Regions from separate parts of the Homo sapiens genome. Here region 1 is linked to region 2. The links are chromatin contacts, found by Hi-C or POLR2A ChIA-PET in ENCODE. All regions are on one chromosome and are shown on one strand. Each heading gives the region's core, a stretch centred on a gene start or an enhancer-like site at or near the end of the contact. The rest is flanking DNA. Distances are from core to core; before and after follow the strand shown. Region 1 overlaps TCF4 (transcription factor 4). Region 2 has its middle 7.2 kb from the start of LINC03092.

Region 1 (2,886 bases), core at 193-2,692, 600 kb after region 2:
GTAGTCATTCAGCGGAGCCGTGGGGACTCCCTGGGTGGGGACCCAGCATGCTTCTGGAGGTACCTGGGAGGCGCTGGGAGTAGGGCCTGCTGTACTGGTTTGACTAATGTGGTGTAGGTGTTGATGTTGGAGAGTTGGTGGCCAGTCTCAGGCTCTGTTCTGGCACTACTCCAGCTTGTTGGTCATGAATGCAGATTGAGATTGAATGGCTCCTTACATTTCCCTTGAAGAAAGGCAGCTTTGTCTTCCAGGAATGAGCTGATGGCAGTGGCCGTGTGGACATTCTGCAGCTTTGGCACCCAGTAGCGATGGCCTGATTGCCTTGAAACTGGGAGCCTCTAGGGCCCTGAGAACTTGAGCAGGGCTGGACAAGCCTTGGAGCAGAACTTTGCTGTGAATTCTTTCATTGACTCGCAAAAGATGAAGGACTCTAATCCCTGATATCTACCTTTCCACTTGACCTTTTTAGTCTTCAGTGGTCTTTTAGAAGTAATTTTACCTGGCCGCGGTGGCTCATGCCTATAATCCTAGAACTTTGGGAGGCCTAGGCGGGCAGATCACCTGAGGCCAGGAGTTCGAGACCGGCCTGGCCAGCATAGTGAAACCCCATCTCTACTAAAAATACAAAATTAGCAGGGTGTGGTGGCTCACGCCTATAATCCTAGTTACTCGGGATGCTGAGGCAGGAGAATCACTTGAACCTGGGAGGCAGAGGCTGAAGTGAGCCAAGATCGTGCATTGCACTCCAGCCTGGGTGACAAGAGAGAAACCATCTAACAAAAAAAGTTATTTTATGAAAAACATTTGGAGGTTTTCTTTTGGGTATGGCAGGCAGATTGGCCTCTTATTTGGCATAGGTGAAGAAGAAGAGTTGAATAAAAGTAGTTGGGGCATAGAATGGCCATGCAAGTTCCCAACTAAATCAGGGTCAAGTTTAAATGTATTTGTATTTTGTTCAAATTCATCTTTATCTAAAACAGGCTGATGCTGTTTTGTCTCTGTGCTGCAGGTGGATAGCCACAAATTTGACTCTATAGTTACCAGTTATCCCCCTGCCACCCCTTGTTTTTCTTCCTGATTTCTCTACTTCCAATCAGCTGCTCTTTTAGAAACCAATAGAGAAGTGAGACGGGGTGGGGGCAGAGGAAGAGAGAAAGGGGGTAAGGGGGAGGGAGAAAGAGGAAAGAGAGGTTGTTTTTTGTCATTAGTGAGTAAAAATCTGTCGGGCTCGGGTAGTTTCTTAGTGAATTCAGCATTTAGTGATTAGATTAGAGGGGTATATTTGAGCTGAAGATTTTGGGAACTCACCTTTCTGCTCTACAGAATCCCTAGGTTTCTCCTTTAGCTCTACTTTCTGATTCATTCCATCCCCATCCACTGACCCCACCGCCAATATTGAGGTACTTGTGAAAGCTCAGAATCTCCAGTGTCCTCAAGGAGCTAGCCCCAAAGTGCCCCCTGGTGGCTAGAGGAGAAAAAGACAAGATGGAGGATGGGAAAAAGGTCAGGTGGATGGATAACTTTGGCTCTTCTTTTGGCTCTTCTTTTCTGATAGTATTTTTGTTAACAGCATCTAATGGGTTGTCTTCTTTCAGTATCAATGTGAACCAGCTCTGAATAGGTTAGTGTATCAATGTATTTCCCTTTTTGGGTGATTTTGCTGCAGGGATTTCTTTCCCTATGCCAGTTTTTGTTGGTCTGATTTTTGTTTCTAGGCATATTGCATTGACCTGAGCCTTCTCACAGTACTGATGACACTGGGGGTAGGGAGAACAGGAGCAGTTGAAGACGACACATGCTGTCACCTCATGTGCTGGTGTGAGTGGCGCAGGGAAGGGCTGTGATTTTTTATAGGCACACTGATTAGCCAAGCACTTGTCACCTCCACTGCCGCTCATTGGCCTACTGAGTGTGAGCGTGCCATCTAATTGACAGCTGTCTGTTGTCAGAGGGCCATCTTTTCTCCTTTTCAGTTTGAGTGAACACAACAGAGACATCTGCAGAGCTCTCTGCAGCTCTGACAAGGTTGCCCTGCCTGCCAACCCTCAGACTTCTAGGCAGCATAATTGAAGAGATCAGAAAAGAATATTAACCCGTTGACCATCTTGGGCTGAGGTGTAATGACCAAAAAGTCACTTTTTAAGGTGACTGTGAGTCTTTCTTAGTAGAGGAAGACATGAGATTCTCTGTCAGAAGAGTCAGGCCAGTAGGAAGTGCTATTTCTTGGTAGTGATTGTTCGTGGGGTTTCAGTTCATCTGAGCACTTGGAAGAGGATGAGAAGTTCATTTTCAAGGTAGACCCAGTGTTTCATGGTGGGGTTACACTGAAGCCTGAATGCTGGGTCACATCATTCATGTCTGATTTGGCTTGTGTAATGACAGTAGTGCTTTGGATGTGTGTAGTTTGGATGAGGGTTACTCTTTTTCTTTTACCGCCAGGCCTGACACTGCCCTTTTAGCGTAAGATTCCAGAATCTCTTATGCAGTAGCATGGAATGTATGGCCAACCCCGTAGTAACGTGGACTGCCTCTTTGGGACATTTCCTGTAAGCCAGAGATATCAAGGTGGACTTTGTGATGGGTAGATTGTTTATTATACAGATATCAGCTTGGGAATTTGAATGTTTAATTATTTGCCTTGTCGTAGTGTCTTCAAATGAAGCTCTATTTGAGCATCTACTGGGATTGGTACAATATGCAGACAAGCTGGCTTTGTGTGGGTCGAGTCACCTGTGCTTGCAGGATGGGGGTGCTTGCTATATTTGGAAGTGATTTAGTGGTATCCTAGGTTTATCAGGAGGAAAATACATCTTTGCATTTATTTGAACATTTGATTTAGAAAGGGACAGTGTGTGGGTATTGGATAAATTGCTTTTACTCTTTCTT
Region 2 (2,986 bases), core at 368-2,867:
TATTGCTATGAAACATACATCAACACATTGCTGATAGGAGAATTGCTGCCACCCTTTGGGAACTAATTGCACAATATGATTAATAATTTTGGAAGTTTTCATTACACATAATAGAAAGTCCAATTCAATTCACTTACACAACAACAACAACAAAAACCCTGTAATTTCACATGATAAGGATTCCAGAAGGAGAGAAATGTAAGGGCGTTAATTTAGTGGTTCAACAGGTTACAAGGACTGAGTTTCTTTCTGTCTTTCTTCTGTGTCATGTGCTTGTGAGCTAGTTCTCTTCAACATCACACGGTGACTGCTATAGTTCTAGGCATCACATCCTTATCCACCAATAACAGAAATTTTAAAAAGGGTGGTCTTATCCTTAAATCTGTTTTTAACATCTAAGAAACCATCCCCTGAAATCACCCCGGCAAATTTTCATTCACCAATTATTAAATAAAATTAAGTCATATTCTCTTTTCTAAGCCAATCACTGATAGTGGGAATGGAATTACCATGGTGGGCTTTTTCTAACCATTGTGCTTGAAGATGAGTCCACGTTTCCTTGAAGTATGTGGCTGAATAGAAAATGATAGACACCTGGGATAGAAAAAGGGTACTCCTAGTAAGAAGACAAAAATTGATGTTGGCTATCTATCACCAAAATTTTTCGCCATGTGTGTCAAGAGTTATATCCATGCCTTTTGACCCAACAACTCTACTTGTGGGAATTTCTTGTTAAAAAATAATCTAAAGGTATTTATTTAAAATATTCATTAGTGCACTGTTTATTTTAAAACTATAAAATAATGTCTAGTAATATAAAAATTATTCACTTAGATGATTTCTATTAGATGAAATATTATAGAATTATTGGAATGATAATTATAAAACATTATGGCATTAAGGAAATGTTTATTACATAATGCTAAGTGAAAAAAGACACAATTACAATTACAGTATGATGGCAACTATATAAAATATGGTTTTATTTTTTAAAGGATATAAAAAAGATTGTGTGATTTTTTTCTTTGCATTTTTAAACATTTTGCTAGCTTATTTTTAAACTAACAAAGAATATAATGTATTATCTACAGATAACGCATTATCTGTAGAATTGAAAGGATCATTATATAACAGTGTAACTGTAGGCTGCTGGTTAAGATATAATCAGATATCTCAAAATTGGGAATTTTTATGAGGCTGTTACATAAAATTATGTAAAAGTTCCAAAATTATTTAAATGGAAGTAACTAAAAAACTGAGTTGAACTCAAGGCATTTAAAAATATATATTTCAAATTTATGATATACAGTATCAAAAAAGCTATACAATTTTCCATATTAGTTGGGTTAAAAAGTGCCCTTATACTAGTGATTCTTGTTTAGGTTGGTTTTCTACATGACCCTATCAGAGAAAGTTTGTCTTTTTTTCTGCTTCTAGTAAGCCTTGTAGATGTCATTGGCACATTTATTTTTCCTTGATTTCTTTGGGAAAAGGAGGCAACTGGTCCAGCTTTTTATGCCTGAGGTCCAGAAAACATACACCTGGGAAAGGCTACTGAACTTTAATTAGTCTTTCCTGTTTCTGAGTCTGCTTGCACAACAGTCTTCCTCCTGCACATGACCCTGTCGTCAACTGTCTTCCTGAAATGTTTATAAATAAAACATGGAAAAAAGTATGAGATCACAGCCCAGGATTAGCCTTAAGCCATGTCTTTAGGGTTGTTGCCATAGCAGAAGTGTATCCAGGATCAAAAAAACACTCTTGGATCACAGGACTCTTTCACTTTTTATACGCTGTGTAGCACCTGGTCTATGGACTGCATACATTTCAGCACAGGGTGGTTGTGCTCTGTCACAAGCCCCTTAAAAAAGGAGAAGTTATCTTATGAGTGATGGCCCTATATACTATGTCACTCACCTTGTCCTTGTGGAAGAAACAGGACCAGAGAGGGCAAATAGATTTGGTAAACAGCGAATGAGACAGCAGAAACATATAGATGTATTGCTAATAATATTCATTTTTTGAAAGTAAGAAGTTAATGCATCCGTGTAGGACAGAATGGGGTTGATGATATTTTTGTTCTTTTTATCCTCGCTCCCCAAGCACTTATCTAAGGATATCTAGAAGAGCAGGACTGGATTGAGTGGGGGTGGGGGTGCTGTCCCAGGGAATGGGGGAATAGCTCTTGGGATTTTGTGCCTTTTTATGTCTTCACTTGTCCTTTCTCATTTGGGTTTAGGTGTGTCCTATCTGAGGAGTTTAATTGGCTCCAGAGCAGAGATCTTTATTCCCTTCATCAGACAGAGTGTGTTCTATGACCACAGTAGAATTCAGCTAGAAGGAAAAAGTAGGACAATAACTAGAAAATTTCCAAAATGTTTAGAAATTAAGCAATAACATTTTGAATATGAGTAAGTCAAAGAAGAAAAAATAAAAATCAAACTGAAATATCATTAATATGGCACATCTCAAAAACTTGTGACATGCAGGTAATGCCATGTTTAGAGGGAAATTTATAGCCTTAAAATGTATACATTAGAAAATGAGAAACCTGAAAACCAATGACGTCCCTCACACTCAATAATTTAGGAAAAGAATTTAAAATTAAATTCAAATAAAGTAAAATAAAGTAATAAAAATTTACTGAAAATTACAACTCACCAAAATTGAAAACGAGGAAATAGAAAAGTCAAACCAAAAAAAAAAAAAATCCATAATTTAAAATCTCCTTGCAAAGAAAATTTCAGGTCCGCATGGCTTCACTGGTCAACACCTCTAAGCATTCACAAAGATGTAATATCATAGTTCTAGAAACTCTTCTACAGTATGGAAAAACAAATAGCATTTTTTTCAGCTCACTTTGAGGCTAGTATAACTTGGATACTAAAACCTGACAAGGATATTATAATACAGTAAAATTACAGACAAGTCTCTTTAATGCAAAATATAAGATGGATAATGTATCATGACTATATTGAATGTATCC

The links. Hi-C counts contacts between places; a loop is a spot of excess contacts on that map. ChIA-PET counts read pairs that join two places held with the same protein, here RNA polymerase II (POLR2A).
Region 1: a loop to region 2 is called in a map of endothelial cell of umbilical vein, with 2.9 times the contacts of the local background. The contact joins two enhancer-like sites. A Hi-C loop is called at or near these places in 1 of 168 maps with a recorded cell type or tissue (endothelial cell of umbilical vein). POLR2A ChIA-PET finds 5 or more read pairs at or near these places in 1 of 52 experiments (HEK293).

The regions. Positions count from the first base shown.
Region 1 is chr18:55,383,312-55,386,197 of GRCh38, reverse strand. The region is part of intron 6 of TCF4 (transcription factor 4); the gene reads left to right. Among named protein-coding and RNA genes, the nearest start is that of TCF4-AS1, 68 kb to the left of the region's middle. Within about 2 kb of position 1,442, at least 2 of the 41 ENCODE cell types and tissues checked have a DNase peak (open chromatin) inside an H3K27ac peak, as active enhancers do.
Region 2 is chr18:55,987,503-55,990,488 of GRCh38, reverse strand. No RefSeq gene overlaps it. Among named protein-coding and RNA genes, the nearest start is that of LINC03092, 7.2 kb to the left of the region's middle. Within about 2 kb of position 1,617, at least 3 of the 41 ENCODE cell types and tissues checked have a DNase peak (open chromatin) inside an H3K27ac peak, as active enhancers do.